2 separate regions of the Homo sapiens genome follow, and region 1 is linked to region 2. Evidence: read pairs that join two places in POLR2A ChIA-PET (ENCODE). Cell type or tissue: GM12878. All regions are shown on one strand. Links, peaks and the distances in the headings refer to the core of each region. The heading gives the core; the rest is flanking DNA. Region 1 overlaps LINC00189 (long intergenic non-protein coding RNA 189). Region 2 overlaps CCT8 (chaperonin containing TCP1 subunit 8).

Region 1 (8,346 bases), core at 268-8,267, 170 kb before region 2:
TGAGGCCTCCCCAGCTATGTGGAACTGTAAGTCAATTAAAACTCCTTTCTTTATAAATTACCCAGTCTCGGGTAGCTCTTTATAGCTGTGTGACAACAAACTAATACAAGTCCATATCATTGTCTTTTATTAATTATAGAAAGCTCTTCTTAATACTGAGTTTAAACCTGCCTCCCTATAACATCAATTAGAATACTTCCCTTGGGACAGAATAAGACAATCTATAATAAAATAGCCGGCCCCCTTTTTTTTTTTTTTTTTTTTTTTTTTTTTTTTTTTTTGAGACGGAGTCTCGCTCTGTCGCCCAGGTCGGACTGCGGACTGCAGTGGCGCAATCTCGGCTCACTGCAAGCTCCGCTTCCCGGGTTCACGCCATTCTCCTGCCTCAGCCTCCCGAGTAGCTGGGACTACAGGTGCCCGCCACCGCGCCCGGCTAATTTTTTGTATTTTTAGTAGAGACGGGGTTTCACCTTGTTAGCCAGGATGGTCTCGATCTCCTGACCTCATGATCCACCCGCCTCGGCCTCCCAAAGTGCTGGGATTACAGGCGTGAGCCACCGCGCCCGGCCTAATAGCCGGTCTCTTAATAAATTAACCTTCTCTTCTGTACACGCCTAATTCTTCCATTGGACTTCCTAGTATGTGGTTTTTAGACCCTCCTTGCTGATCTATCATTATTTGTGTGCACTCCAGGTTAACAACTGACCATTAAAGTGTAACAGACAAATTTTAATTTAATACTCCTGCAAAGACCTGATCATTATATTTGTTACTGAACAAATAATAATTAAGAATCTACCAAGCACAATACATTGAGCTGAACATTGGGGATAAAACATGTGGTTTAGAATGCAGATCTTCAATATCTGCAGTGACTATCTCAGCTTTTGGGGGCTGTGTGGTATTTTGGTCTCACAGCAAATTTGTAATTAATTTATTTGTTTATGTCTTATTTTCGTTTTTACAAAAGCTGCTGCCACAAAGATTTTCAGATCTTATATCTTATCATTGCAGATTTGCTCTTTTAAAGCTGACAATAGTAACTTACATATTTCATGCCATTTCATAGCCAGTTGTCCAACCTGGTGAGATTACTTAGAATTTTCATCTTCAACTAGCAGCAAAAAAAGAAAAAAAAAAGAGTTCTTTTCGCTAAGCTGGCAGCTTTTTGCATTATAAATTTTTAAATTTGATAAATGTGGCTTTTATGCTTATATTCAAGTCTCCGATAACATTTTCACAGAAGTCAAAGAACAAAGAAACTTCTTTTAAGGTTGACCTCCCTTGGTTTATACCCTTTTTGTGTGACTGTCCAACTACTTAAAAAATCATCTGGAACATCAGAGGTAGCCATCCCACATGCTTTTATCTCGCTCATAAGATTATTAAAATAGGCTTTATTCATGTATAATACAATAATAAAGGTTGCCAGGGGTTCATTTGTGCTGTTTATTGTTACTTTTATGAAGAAAAATGAAGAACTGCACAGATATCTAACGGATAAGAAGGCTGAAGGAGGAACCAACCACAAAAACAACAGCAGAAACTGTCTGTAAGGAAACCACAAGGCCCAGATAGTGGGACACACCACCAAATCATGTACATCATGTACAAAAGGTCATGACAATGAAGAAATCCTTATCCCTTTGAAAACTCCCATGTTTCTAGGCAATATGCCTCTTCACTCTGCTAGGATATTGTAGAAATGTTTAGGGTGCATGAAAGGATAAGTACATTATAGGATGCAGTAGATACCATACAATGATAATAGAGATGGAGACCACCCACTTGGGTCATGGAAGATGAAGCCTTTGAGGACTTAGAGTTAAGATCTGATCATTCTTTTTGTAGACAGTCTTGAGACTGGTCCTTGCTAATTCATTTGAATTTGCTGATTACTTTATCTTATTCTGTGTGGATTTTGGCCCAATGATGACAACTGGTGGTGGGGGGGAGGGGTGGTCCCAGAACAAATAAGTGAACATTTTGTCTGCTATTTTATTGTGATCATACAATCTAGGAAACTTAGAATAGAAAGAAAATTGGAGTTTACTTTACCTGATCTATTCGAAGGAAACGTGTGTCAGTCCTGATTGATTGCCATCTTCTATTCCAAATGTTCAACAACGATCTAGCTAATAAAAAATTCTGAGAAAAGGATTTCTCAGATACACTTTTTAAATATTTGCACATTTCCAAGCTTCTTTCATCTCTGCAGTTCCCTACTGTCTCTGATAACACATCCAGGAGACCTTTATACCCTGAAAAGTAATTTACCTAATACTGGGGGTATGAGCACATTTAAAACACCTTCAGGTTCTCTTACCCTTTATTCTCCTATTCTGGGCTTGATGTTAGAGTGGGAAGAAAACAGCTTTAAATTAAGACCACATACCAGACTCCTGGTTCTGCCACTTATTAGCTGAGTTACTTTGGGAAAATTACCAACCCTCCCAAGCCTCACTTTGTTTCTCTATTCAATTGAGGGTTCCTGTTAATTCACAGAGTTACTATAAGGACAAAATGAAAATATGCAAGCAAACAAAATTAATTAAAGATATTATTCTCACATTACAATTGTTAACTTTTCCAGTTGGAATTTCATATCCCTTAATGCAAAAGATTTGAACTTCACTCAATAATTATTGAGTACTTACTATGTACCAAGATAAATATGAAAAAGATACAGTCTCTGCCTGAAGCGGGCTTAGACAAGTAAAATGTAAGTGTCAAACAGCGTGTACAGGATATTTTGAGAGTACACAGGGGACTGAGATGAGGAAGGTCAGGGAGGCCACCAAAGGAGCTTATTCTTGAATCTTCTAAGCATGTCTTAGACAGGAGAGGAGCTGTGACAAGGGAGAGCACCCCAAGCATAAAGAACAATTTGTGTAAAGTCACAGAGATGAATAAAAGCTTGGTGAAATAAACGCAATGGCTGGAGTACAAAAACAAGAGAGTGTCAACATGTGAAAATGGACACTGGCAGGGATCTGATCACAAACAAACAAACAAATAAACAAACAAAAACACAGAAAGAGCAAATGTGCCTGGGAGTTTATTCTCTATCTCAACCACTGCAGAGGGCCTCTGCTATGTTCTGTTTGTGTCCCCCAAAATTCATATGGTGAAATCCTAACCCCCAACATGATGATATTAGGAAGTGTGACCTTTTGTGGAGTGATTAGGTCATGAGGGCAGAGACTTCATTAATTGGATGAGTGCCCTTGTAAAAGAGGCTTCAGAGAGCTAGCTTGAGCCTTCCACCATGTGAGGACACAGCTAGAGGACGTCTTCTATGAACCAGAAATAGACCCTCCCCAGACACTGAATGTATTGGCATCTTGATCGTGGACTTCTCAGGCTCCAGAACTGTGTGAAACAAATGTTTATTGTTTATAAGCCACCTAAGTTTATGGATTTTTGTTATAGCAGCCTGAAAGACTAAGGCAAACTCTAAAGGATTTCCATGATAGTGAGGGGTAGATAATATTCCTAGAATCATACTTTAAAAATATGGCTTGGCTACAACATAGAGAATAGTTTAGAAGGAAGCTAAAGCCAAAGGCGGAAAAATCATTTAGAGGCTTCTGAAATAATCCTGGAAAGAAGTAAAGGGAATCTGAACAAGTGCAGTGCAGATAGGCTAGAGAAAATGGAATGCCTCCTAGAGATATTAAAAAGGCAAACTTTCAAAACTAACACACCAGTTGGGGGATTAGGGAAAGGGGATAGTGAAGTACCCCAGTTTTTGTCTTGGATAAGTGACATTTGAAAAAGAAAGGTATGTAACAGGAAAAGGAATTGGAAAACAGATGATGAAATTCATTTTGAACATATTAACTTGAGATACATCGATTTCAAGATCTAGAGGTCTTATTTTGTTTTACTTTGAGATAAAATCTAATTTTCTTGGAATTCTTTGAGATAAAATCTAATTTTCTTGGAATTCTATCAACTGAAAATTTCTATTATTTGGAACTGACTTGGCAAGATCAGGAGTGAAAGAGAATATATGACTACAAACCCCATGGATGTGAAAAAAAGATAATATATAATGGCTACAAGTAATTCTATACACATACATTTGACAACTGAGATAAAATGGACCAATTTCTCCAAAATCAATAAATACCAAAGCTTACCTAAGATGAAATAGATAACCTGGATAGTCCTAAAACTATTAAAGAAATTGAATTGATAGTTTAAACATCTGAAAAAGGTATCTCTTGGACAAATTATTTCACCAATCAGTTCTACCAAACATTTAAAAAAGAAATAGCACAAATTCCACATAAGCTCTTCCTTAGAAGAGGAGGAAACACTTCCCACTTTATTTTACAAGACCAACATTAGCTAGATACCAAATAAACAACCTAATCTTAAGGGAAAAAAAACTAAAGCAAACAAGAAACAGAAGGAACATTTTCTTTAGTTTTCTTTTTAAAAAAATTCTCTTGTATATTTTTGTTGTTTATTCATTTATATGACTCGACTGCAGTAAGAAGGAACATTTTCAAAAAAGCTTTGAGTAATAGGACAAGCTTACAATAGCCACTTGAATTTGACAAAATGAGAGCAAAAAGATTAGAATATAAAGAATGCTGTAGTATGAAACAGGAAATAAGAACCAAAATAATGTCATCAAAATTAAGCAAGCTAAAAACACAAGTTAAATAAGATCAAAAGAGCAGAAAACAAAATCAATATACTTACATTTAGAAAAAGATTGTGATAATTACAGTAATGCAAATAACATGAGGTGCTTAAAGAATCATAAAGAAACTACTAGATATGGAGGACAAAAATAGAGAGCCCAACAAATGTTAACTGATGTCTCAGAAGAAAAAATAACTCAACAGTGGAATAAGAAAAGTATTACAAAGATATATCACAAAATAAGTAACAGTCCTGAAATGAGAACTCAATTGGCACAGTGAATGAACATGAAAATTAAGTATGGACCTCTTTGATATGTATCTTTGTTAAGTTATTGAATTGTAAGAATGAAAAATAATTGTTCAGGTATCAGAAAGCTAATCACCTACAAGGAGAAAAAAAACCATACGGACCTCAGACTTCTGCAAAGCCAAACACCCAGCTAGAAATGAGAACTATCTGCAGTGTGCTGTTCAATATGACAGCTACATCTGTGTTTTGAGCACTTGAAATGTGACCACTTTAAACTGAGTTTCATTCCGAATATAAAATACATCCTGAATTTTGAAGACTTTATGAATAAAAAGGTAAAAATCTCATTAACATTTTATGTTGATTACATGATGAAACATTTATATATATTGGGTTAAATAAAATATATTAGTAAAATTAATCCAATTTAGAAATGGGCAAAGGACATGATTAGATTATTTTCTATGCCACAGTATTAACAATATGACTTAACTGTTGCTCTTTAACTCTTTAATAACCATATACCACAAAACTGGCAGAATTGCTTTTCTTTAAAATAGTCATTGAAAAATATTCTTACCCAGCAAGATTTCATTTAGAACTGAAAATTTTCAGGGTATAAAATAAGCAATTGTGTTACAATTATGATCTGCCATATGAGGTTCAAGCTTCTCCAGATGTTGACCGTGTTTGTGCTTTCTCTGCCTTTTCTCCAAGTTACTTACTGCTTTCCTCTATAGCATTAGCTATTTTTAAAAATAAGCTACTATTTTTGTTTTTCAGCTTAGGCTCTTTGGTCAACTGAGGTCAACTATCCTGGTACCGTGAGATCCCCATTTATATCATCTCACCCTAAAAATATATCCCTCCAAAGTCAAAAGATGTCTTTTTCTTTCTGAGTCATTGTATATTAGTCCGTTCTCACAGTGCTACAAAGATACTACCTGAGACTGAGTAATTTATAAACAAAAGAGGTTGAATTGACTCACAGTTCCTCATGGCTGGAAAGGCCTCAGGAAACTTACAATCATGGCAGAAGGGGAAGGGGAAGCAAGGTATGTATTACACGGTGGCAGGAAAGAGAGGAGCACGCAGGGGAAACTGCCACTTATAAAACCGTCAGATCTCATGAGAACTCACTCACTATCATGAGTACAGCATGGTGGAAACCGCCCCCATAATCCAATCATCTCCCACTAGCTCCCTCCTTCAACATGTGGGAATTACAATTCAGATTATAATTCAAGGTAAGATTTGGGTGGGGACACAGACCCAAACCATATCACACTGTGACAAGTATCTGACTCTTGAAGAATTGTTAACTACTAGAATTTCAGGCAGTAAGAAAGCACTGGGATGAGAAAATCCTTTTGTCAAAATACCTGTATTTCTTGCTGTTTCTGCTTCAGTTTTTCTCCCATGGTTAGAAAAGAGATTTTCCAGTCTTCGGGGTGGAAAGCTGTTCACAGAACACAACAAAATTGAAAGGGGCTTCCCAGTTCTCTGAGAAAAGCAACAACTGGAGCTTTATAAGAAAGTGCCTGTAACTCAATAAACAACTCAGATATTTTTTACAAGGGAGCTTAATTTCCAAAATGATAAATCCATTGCCTGATACTGATTCACATATGAACATAAAACATCTGAACTCTTTATTAAATACTATCTTTCAGTATAATTTCTTTTCTTTTCTTTTTTTGAGTACAGGAGACTTTATTGATGGTACACAAGGTGGGGCTCCCTAGGCCCCTCCCACTTCAGGGTGTTTGCCATGGAACCAGTGAGGCAGGGAGATTCTCACTGTCATGGGGGACTGGGTGTGGCATGGACTCCCCAGCAGCTGAGGGCCTCTCTTTTCCCTCTCGTGCTCTCGCTGGGGCTGGCAGTCTGGGGGCCTTACTCCTTTGAGGCCTACCACCCTATTGCTGTAGCCAAATTCACTATCATACCAGGATATGAACTTGAAAAAGTGGTTGTTGGGGGCAATGCTGATCCAGCATGGAAAGTGGAAGAGTAAATGTCACTGTTAAAGTTGGAGGAGACAGCCTGGTGCTCAGTGTAGCCCAAGATGCCCTTGAAGGGGCCCTCCAATGCCTGCATCACCACCTTCTTGATGTAATCATATTTGGCAGGTTTCTCCAGATGGCAGGTCAGGTCCATGACCGACATATTGGTGGTGAGGACATGCCAGTGAGCTTCCTGTTCAGCTTGGTAGATGCAGCACCAGTAGATGCACAGATGATGTTCTGGAGAGTCCCGCGGCTGTCGCACCACTGTTTCCCAGAGGGGCCATTCCCTGGTCTTGTAGGTGGCAGTGATGGCATGGACTGTGGTCATAAGTCATGATGCCAAAGTTGGCATGGATGACCTTGACCAGGGGTGCGAAGAAGTTGGTGGTACAGGAGGCATCGCTGATGATCTTGAGGCTGTTTTTGAACTTCTCATGGTTCACCCCCATCACGAACATGGGGTCATCAACAGACAGGGCAGAGATGATGACCATTTTGACTCCCTACTCTCAGTATGCCCCAGCCTTCTCCATGGGAGTGGGAGTGAAGATGCCAGTGGGCTCCCCAACATAATGAGCACTGGCATCACCCCATTTGCTTTTGGTGGGATCTTCCTCCGGGAACACGGTGATAGGATTTCCACTGATGACAAGTTTCCCATTCTCAGCCTTGCCAATGCCATGGAATCATACTGGAATATGCAGAGCATGTAGTTGAGGTCAATGAAAGGATCATTGATGACAACAATATCTGCTTCCCAAAGTTAAAAGCAGCCTTGGTGACCAGGCACTCAATATGGCCAAATCCGTTTAGTCTGACCTGCACTTCCACCATGGTGTCTCAGGGACACGGCTGACACTGCATGAGAAAATGTGGCTGCCAAACCGGAGGAGCAGAGAGCCTAATTTCCTTTTAAATACCTTAAGGATCTTGCTTATGAGCCCACACGTGGCCAAGATATCTTAAGCAAGGTTGCCAATCATTCATTAAGTGACAAACATTTCAATTTTACTACTTTTAATAAGTTCTACCATGTGTTTAAATATTGACCTAAATATAGTACTTTGGGCTTAAAAAGAAAAAAACACAATCCTTTTCAACTGAATGATCTACACTATGCTTCACAAGTAATCTCATGTCAATAACCATCCATTTTCTGAAACTCACTAACACTGTAATGGAGCCAGTTTATTGCCAAAAAGGAAAAGAAAAATGAAGCCCTTTGTACTCTACCAATTATTTCAATTTTCTTCTGATCTCAGCATGGCTCTGAGGCTGTGCCATCTTGGTGGCATGGTAAATTATTAGATATTTTCATGATACATTTTACTCAATGTCCATTCAAACATTAAAAAACTAATTTTCTCTCGAAGAGAAAAATCTGTTCTGGACTTCAGATAGGATAATTCTCCAGCATTCCTTAAAT
Region 2 (8,346 bases), core at 212-8,211:
TATGGAGTCAGGAAGATCCCTTTTAATCCATGAACACATTTATGGTGCACACTAGACAACTTAACCCATTTCTACCTACCACCATCCCTAGTACCTAATAAAATGTGCAAAATAAATCACTCTTGTTCACAGAACATTGATTGCACAAAGTAAAGCAAAAATTTTCTATATGCTGTTGAGTTTTGTAAGGGTTTCTCTGGTGTTTTAGAACTATAAACCACTGACATCCTAAAGTGACTTCCATTCTCCCAATTCTAGAACAATGCCATACAACACAGGCTTAAGATGTGGTACTATTGGCCAGCTGGACTCACTCAGAGAGTCAGGAATCAGCTTCCTGGCCTTAGTGTTCATTGCAATCCAGACATGTTCTGAGTTAAAATCCATTGTCAAAGGAATGTGACATGGGGGCTGGTATACAGGTTCCTCTTTAATTTGAACTTTATATGCTATCTGAAATTGATTAAAACTTTTATTAAGGTCTTTGTGTTTTTTAAAGGCTAAACTCAAAATGGGATCTCCGAAGACTTTGTAAAACTGTTGGTGCTACAGCTCTTCCTAGATTGGTATGTATTTTGGAAAACACTAAAAGATAGTTGAACAAGATGGAATTTTTATTACAACAGTCACTTTCTTACAGACACCTCCTGTCCTTGAAGAAATGGGACACTGTGACAGTGTTTACCTCTCAGAAGTTGGAGATACTCAGGTGGTGGTTTTTAAGCATGGTATGTAGGAATGGTAAAACATGTTTAAGTGTAGGGCTTTAGCTTCTTGTATTTAATCACCAAATATATTTAATTTTTTGATAGAAAAGGAAGATGGCGCCATTTCTACCATAGTACTTCGAGGCTCTACAGACAATCTGATGGATGACATAGAAAGGGCAGTAGACGATGGTGTTAATACTTTCAAAGTTCTTACAAGGGTCAGTATCAGCAATATTCTTAGTAGTTTGTAAGGTCTGAGTAATTTGTATGGTCTTAAAAGTACAGTTTGCAGACTCTTGCACATCATGAGAACTTCAGAATGAGTGGTTTATATGAAATGAAGCACCTGTTTTTGTTTTTACCTAAGACTTAAGTGTCCATTGTTAGTGAATATGATAGTTTCCAAAAAAGATTGTACAGAGGAGTTAACAGCAAAACAGAGCTTTAAAAAAAATTGTTTATCGTTGTTTTCCATTGTAATGTACTGTTAGTTGCTAAAGCAGTTCTTAGTGCTATATCTGTGGATATGCAAAAATGATACGGTACTATTCCCATTCTTCACTTTGGTCCTTTTCATACACCAGACACTGTGCACTAAGAAAATTTGCCCCACCCACTCATTTTTACCAAATTTGTAATATGTATTTGAGTAACAATGACTGATAAAAACTCCTGTTTGGTGGGGTACTGGAATGTGAAAAGATTAGAAAACTGCAAACTGATTTTTAGTGAATTTGTTTTGTGTTCATTTTTTTTTTGGTGGGGGCGCTACATACAGGATAAACGTCTTGTACCCGGAGGTGGAGCAACAGAAATTGAATTAGCCAAACAGATCACATCATATGGAGAGGTACAGCTTTTTCTGTATAAATTGACTTTCTTTCCATTGCTTGAATAAAAGACAGTAATTAACGCATTTTTGTTTTAGACATGTCCTGGACTTGAACAGTATGCTATTAAGAAGTTTGCTGAGGCATTTGAAGCTATTCCCCGCGCACTGGCAGAAAACTCTGGAGTTAAGGCCAATGAAGTAATCTCTAAACTTTATGCAGTACATCAAGAAGGAAATAAAAACGTTGGATTAGATATTGAGGTATTTGAAAAAACACTGAACTTAAATTGCTTTATTTGGGGAATGCACAACCTAAAAATAGTATGAGTTTAAAAGAAATATCAATGAGAAACAGTGTTCTGATTTGGGAGCAGATTATTTTCTTAGTTTTTACATAGGTTGTCTGATGGAGGAACGTTTCATTTTCCTTCTGTTTTATTGATAGTCTTTTGTTCTGTAGTGTGTAGTCAGCCCAGTTCTGTATCCATTGATTCAACCAACCACAGATTGAAAATATTTGGAAAAACTAAAGACATTTAAAAATACACTATAACAACTATTTACACTATGTTATATAATTAATCTGGAGACGATTTAAAGTATATGAGAGGATGTGCATAGATTATATCCAAACACCATGCCATTTTATGTAAGGGATTTGAGCATCCACAGATTTTGGCATCCTTGGAGGTGCTAGAACCAATCCTCACATACTAAAGGATGACTCTATAAGGTAGGACTGTGCTTGGTTACTTTCCAGTACTATTTAAGGAGCTATGTGAGGCTTTTTGTGGGTGTAAACATTTTCACATAAAAGGATTTTAAATGAAAGGATGAAAATTGTGTTTGACAGGCTGAAGTCCCTGCTGTAAAGGACATGCTGGAAGCTGGTATTCTAGATACTTACCTGGGAAAATATTGGGCTATCAAACTCGCTACTAATGCTGCAGTCACTGTACTTAGAGTGGATCAGGTGAGCAAAGTGAAATTTTGATCTTTAAAAATACTCATTTGCATACTGTTTAATAGTATATTTTCCCAGAACTAGAACATAGCATAGTTCTAATTCAAAGGATTCTTAGTCCTCACCTATTAGAGATACTATGTGCCCCCCTCCAATTTTTTTCTTCTATTATAAATTGTATTGAATATATAACTTTCAAACCTTTTAGCCTTAGAACCCATTTGTACAAATAATTTAGAGAGTAAATTTAATATATAATACTAACATGGAATTTGGAAGGACCATAAAGCTCTCAAGCAGACATTGCAGACCACCAGCTTGAAGGAAAATGGAGTCTCTAGCTGTCTGCAGATAAGAGGACTGGGCATTGAAAATTTTTTCTGCTATGACAAATTACAGCTTGAGATACTAAAAGATGTTAAAGGTGTTTAAAATCATATTTCTACCCTTTTTTTTTTTTTTTTGAAGAATTGTGGTAGACTGTTCTATATATAGAAGTAAACCTGAAATCATAATTATTTTTCCAAAAGGTATTTTCTGGCAAACTTAATTAAATACATTTCCCCACAAAATTCTAGAAGTAATTAATAAGCAATGACTATTTATAAGTACTTAATAGAAAATTTTAATTTGCTAGAGGGACAGTATACATCCATTAGGTAAAAGTCATATGTCATATTAAAGGTGGAGTAAGTCCTAAGTAGAAATCAGTGGAAAGACATTTCAGCTTTTAAGTACAGTAAGGACCAGTTGGTGGTAATTATAACAAATTTATTGGAAGAACTATGATAGCAAGAGATGACCAAAAATGGAACTGGATATTTAGTTTCAAGTCATTGAAAATAAGCAGAAACTAGATGTTTATGTACCAGATTAACGGGTTTCTCTGTCAGCTTATTAGGTGATTTTCAATGGAAGAATATGTTTGAGTTCTTAAATAGAAACCTAAGAAAATACTTATTCTAGAAATTAGAATGTGGCTAAGAATAAAAGGGGAAACCAAAAATAGCAGGGACGGAAGAAGCTAAGTAGACTGCAGCATAAGGAACGCAGAAATTCCAACTGTGTTAGGAACTTTGAATGTCAATTATTCAAGCAAGACAATAACCACCACCCTTGGTCACAAAGGCAGTTTGAATTTTGGCTTTAAACTAGGAAGTCTGCTTTATCTTATGGTAGGGGAAGTTGTTGGTTGATCTGTTCCCCCAGTCTTTGCACTCTATGTGAAGTATGTATCTAAAGAACCCATCCAACTGTATTAACCAGTTTGTGTATATAGTGTATAGTATAATGAACCTAAATTTGTATAGTATATATTCTAGAAAAGGAATTGCACATCAAGCTTTAAGCATTGGATAGTGTAGTACGGACTGGATTAATCTTTGTTGGAATGTCTATTTCACTAGTTCTCAAAGTATGGTCCCAAAATAGTATCAACATCACCTGAGAACTTGTTAGAATGACAGTTCTCAGCCAGGTATGGTGGCTCACACCTGTAGTCCCAGCTACGCAGGAGGCTGAGGTGGGAGGATCACTTGAGCCCAGGAGTTGAAGGCTGCAGTGAGCTGTGATCACATCATGGCACTCCAGCCTGGTTGACAGAGTGACACTCCATCTTTTAAAAAACTAAAAATAAATAAGAAATACAGATTCTTGGAGGCCAGGCGCGGTGGCTCACGCCTGTAATCCCAGCACTTTGGGAGGCCAAGGCAGGAGGATCACGAGGTCAGGAGGTTGAGACCATCCTGGCTAACATGGTGAAATCCCGTCTCTACTAAAAAAAACAAAAAATTAGCTGGGCGTGGTGGCAGATGCCTGTAGTCCCAGCTACTCGGGAGGCTGAGGCAGGAGCATGGCATGAACCTGGGAGGTGGAGCCTGCAGTGAGTAGAGATGGCACCACTGTACTCCAGCCTGGGCGACAGAGCAAGACTCCATCTCAAAAAAAAAAAAAAAAGAAGAAATACAGATTCTCAGATGTCACTCCAGACCCACCAATATCAGAAATGCTGGAAGAGGCCTAGCAGTCTGTTTTAATGAGCACTTTTGATTATGGTGCCCACTAAAGTTTGGGAACTACTTGTTTTAGTGTTTGTTTCTTTTTTTTCTTTGAGATGGAGTCTTGCTCTGTCACCAGGCTGGAGTGCAGTGGTGTGATCTCAGCTTACTGCAACCGCCACCTCCCAGGTTCAAGCAATTCTGCTGCATCAGCCTCCCGAGTAGCTGGGACTACAGGCGCATGCCACCATGCCCACCTAATTTTTTTTTGTATTTTTAGTAGAGACGGGGTTTCACCATGTTGGCCAGGATGGTCTCGATCTCTTGACCTCGTGATCTGTCCGCCTTGGCCTCCCAAAGTGCTGGGATTACAGGCATGAGCCACCACACCCAGCTTTTAGTTACTTTTTAAAATCAATGTGCACTTAGGTTCTAAAATTATGCTTAATGCCTTTAATTCAGTCTGAAATTACTCTCAATTGGTAACATGTTATTCTGAGAATTTCAGGTTTAGGTATCTTTTTTGTTGTTGTTGTGATAAGGTCTTACTCTATCACCCAGGCTGGAGGACAGTGGCACAATCATAATCAGCTCACCACAGCCTCAAAATCCTGAGTTCCAGTGATTCTTCTGCCTTAACATCCCGAATAGCTGGGACTGTAGGCAGGTGCTGTCATGGTTGGCTGAGATATATATCATATATATCTGATATGTATATATCACACATATCATATGTATATATCATACATATGTATATATCATACATATCTCATATATATCATATATATCTCATATCATACATATACATGATATATATATCATACATATATGTATGATATATATTATATATGATATATGTATGATATATGTATCGTATATATGATACATATATCATATATATATTATCAAATGTTATATATATATTTTATATATATATATATTTTTAGTTTTTGTAGACTAGGTCTCACTTTGTTGCCCAGGCTGGTCTCAAACTCCTGGCCTCAAACCTTGGCCTCCCAAAGTGCTAGGATTACAGGCATGAGCCACTGCCCAGTTCAGGTTTGCAGATGGTAATTAAGATGTTTTCCAGCCGAGCGCAGTGGCTCACACCTATAATCCCAACACTTTGGGAGGCTGAGGCGGGTGGATCATGCAGGAGTTTGAGACCAGCCTGGCCAACGTGGTGAAACCCCGTCTCTACTAAAAGTAAAAACTTAGCCGGGCATGGTGATGGGCACCTGTAATCCCAGTTACTCAGGAGGCTGAGGCAGGAGAATTGCTTGAACCCAGGAGGCAGAGGTTGCATTGAGCCAAGATCGCGCCACTGCACTCTCTAGCCTGGGCAACAGAGCAAGACTCCGTCTCAAAAAGAAAAAAAAAAAAAAAGCTAAAACCTATTTATTTTAGATAAAGTAAGGTGAGGTTTGTGGCGCTTTTTTTTTTAAGTTGGGAACTTAGATTTTTGTTTATGAAAATTCCTGGCTGCTTGAATGATTCTCATTTACAGGTTTTAGAAAATTTCAGTGTTAAACTTTGTATATACTTATGTATCAACTACTTTAGATTATAATGGCAAAGCTGGCAGGTGGGCCTAAAGCTCCTAAACCACAAGGAAATTGGGACAGAGATGGTTGGCAAGACACATCTCATATATAAATAGCAAATCAGGTGCCAAACTGACCGACTTACACCAGTGATGCATGCACATATTTTCACTTTCAGCTTTTTGAGTTATTGAAGTGCATGTCTTGGAATGTTCACTAATCTCTGTGGATTTTATTGCGGTTATCCATAAAAGCAGTAAACTTTCTCATGCGCTGAAAGTTTACAATTGAATTTCTAACAAGGGAGCTAGCAAACTCTGTGCTGTAGTGTTTTATATGCAGTACATAATTATACCAAGAAGACTGCTTAATCTTAAATCATGCTAATAGAAGCATTCTTTTCATTCTAAAGGTTAAGTTGATAAGCATACTCTTGTGTGATTCTTTTTTATGCAGATCATCATGGCAAAACCAGCTGGTGGGCCCAAGCCTCCAAGTGGGAAGAAAGACTGGGATGATGACCAAAATGATTGAAATTGGCTTAATTTTTACTGTAGGTGAAGGCTGTATTTGTAGTAGTACTCAAGAATCACCTGATGTTTTCTTATTCTCCTTAAATTAAGAGTTATTTTGTGTTTGTATTCTTGGCTGGATGTTATAATAAACATATTGTTACTGTCAAAGCCTTATTGTCTAATGACCACGGTTATTGGCTCTAAATGACTTGTGTTCCTCTCAACCTTGTTAATCACATTAGCTGTGGGACTTAAGGCAAGTCACTTATGTAAGTAGAGGCCTATTACCCATGTATATCTGGCCTACTGCCTGTTTGTGTAAATAAGTTATTGGAACACAGCCATGCTCATACCATTACATATTGTCTGCAGTTGCTTTCTAACAAGGGAGTGGCAGAGTTAAGTATCTTTATTTTTGACAGAGACCAAATGGGCCTACAAAGCCTAAAATATTTACTATCTGGCCCTCTACAGGAAAGTGCTGCCAACACCTGGACTAGATTTCCAGTGTTTTTGTCACAGCTCTGGAATTCCTGACTCAAGGTGACTTGTTTCAATAGCAATTAATAATTTGTTGAAGACACTCGACTTAGCAAAGTACAAAAAAAATGCTTAGAAAATAGATAAACTGACATACAAAATTAAGTCAGTTTTCATAAAGCAGATTCTATTTTGTTAAAATCAGTAAGGAGTGTTGAAAAAGCCAAGAACATTATAAATAAATTATTATAAATAATCATACTGAATTTTATAGGACATGTGCTACTATATGTGTTGGTTATGTAAGGTCCTTAATACTGTTTGAAATTGTGTGTGTATGTATTTCTTGAGACAGGGTGTTGCTCTGTCGCACAGGCAGTGGTAAAATCTCAGCTCACTGCAACCTCTGCTGTTGGGCTCAGGCAATCCACCCACCTCCGCCTCCTGAAAAGCTGGGGACACAGGCAAACACTACCACATTTGGCTAATTTTTAAGTTTTTTGTAGAGATAGGGTCTCACTATGTTACCCAGGCTGGTCTCAAACTCCTGGGCTCAACGTTTCCTACTGCCTTGACCTCCCAGAGTCCTGGGATTACAAGCATAAGCCACCGCACCAGCCTGTTTTTAGTATTCTTTCCAAGAGATTTTAGAAGCAGTATGACTGACTGGGTATTACATAAACTCAACAGGTGTTTGTTAGGAATGATACAACTCTCATTACTGCCACAGCAAGTTAGAAATGTTCATCGTATGTCGAAGTTGTCCTCAGAGAACCTTTCAAGAAGTTCAGAGACGCTTGGTGTCCCTAAGCTCTTTGTGTTGCATGTAACTCAAACAGTGGCTGACTTGGGACAGTTCACAGGCTTTCTCTGGTATGCTGGTATTAAGGGGTTTGGTACCCAATTATACTCATAGGAGTGAGACTGGTTTGTCTTACATCTGTCCAAAATCAGTTGACCACTGGCACAGAGCAAATACAGAGTAAGGCCTTGTATACCCCAGCTTATGCACACTATGGCATCAGAAGGCTTATAAAGAAACATTGCTCCCATTTATATTCTGCTGTCAATATAGATGCTTATAAAATTAACACACTTGTATGGCCCAGCGCGGTGGCTCAAGCCTGTAATCCCAGCACTTTGGGAGGCCAAGGCAGGTGGATCACGAGGTCAGGAGATCGAGACCATCCTGGCTAACACGGTGAAACCCTGTCTCTACTAAAAATACAAATAATTAGCTGGGCGTGGTGGCGGGCGCCTGTAGTCCCAGCTGCTCGGGAGGCTGAGACAGGAGAATGGCGTGA

Evidence for each region. Peaks named below come from ENCODE experiments on the same cell type or tissue, not always from the same donor. Only the 100,000 strongest peaks of a DNase experiment are listed, where the experiment ranks them.
Region 1: POLR2A ChIA-PET joins it to region 2 with 10 read pairs; 2 of 35 experiments call an interaction of 5 or more read pairs at or near these places.

The regions. Positions count from the first base shown.
Region 1 is chr21:29,221,729-29,230,074 of GRCh38, reverse strand. All of the region lies in intron 1 of LINC00189 (long intergenic non-protein coding RNA 189), which reads right to left. It also overlaps the pseudogene GAPDHP14. Among named protein-coding and RNA genes, the nearest start is that of LINC00189, 32 kb to the right of the region's middle. In GM12878, for the core only: no CTCF peak of the experiment used is centred there; no DNase peak of the experiment used is centred there; H3K27ac peaks cover 1,174 bases.
Region 2 is chr21:29,054,710-29,063,055 of GRCh38, reverse strand. It overlaps CCT8 (chaperonin containing TCP1 subunit 8), which reads left to right. Exons shown (of 15, transcript NM_006585.4): 9 at 500-566; 10 at 641-728; 11 at 813-928; 12 at 1,489-1,560; 13 at 1,639-1,803; 14 at 2,396-2,515; 15 at 6,504-6,730. The coding sequence ends at 6,581. Among named protein-coding and RNA genes, the nearest start is that of CCT8, 15 kb to the left of the region's middle. In GM12878, for the core only: no CTCF peak of the experiment used is centred there; no DNase peak of the experiment used is centred there.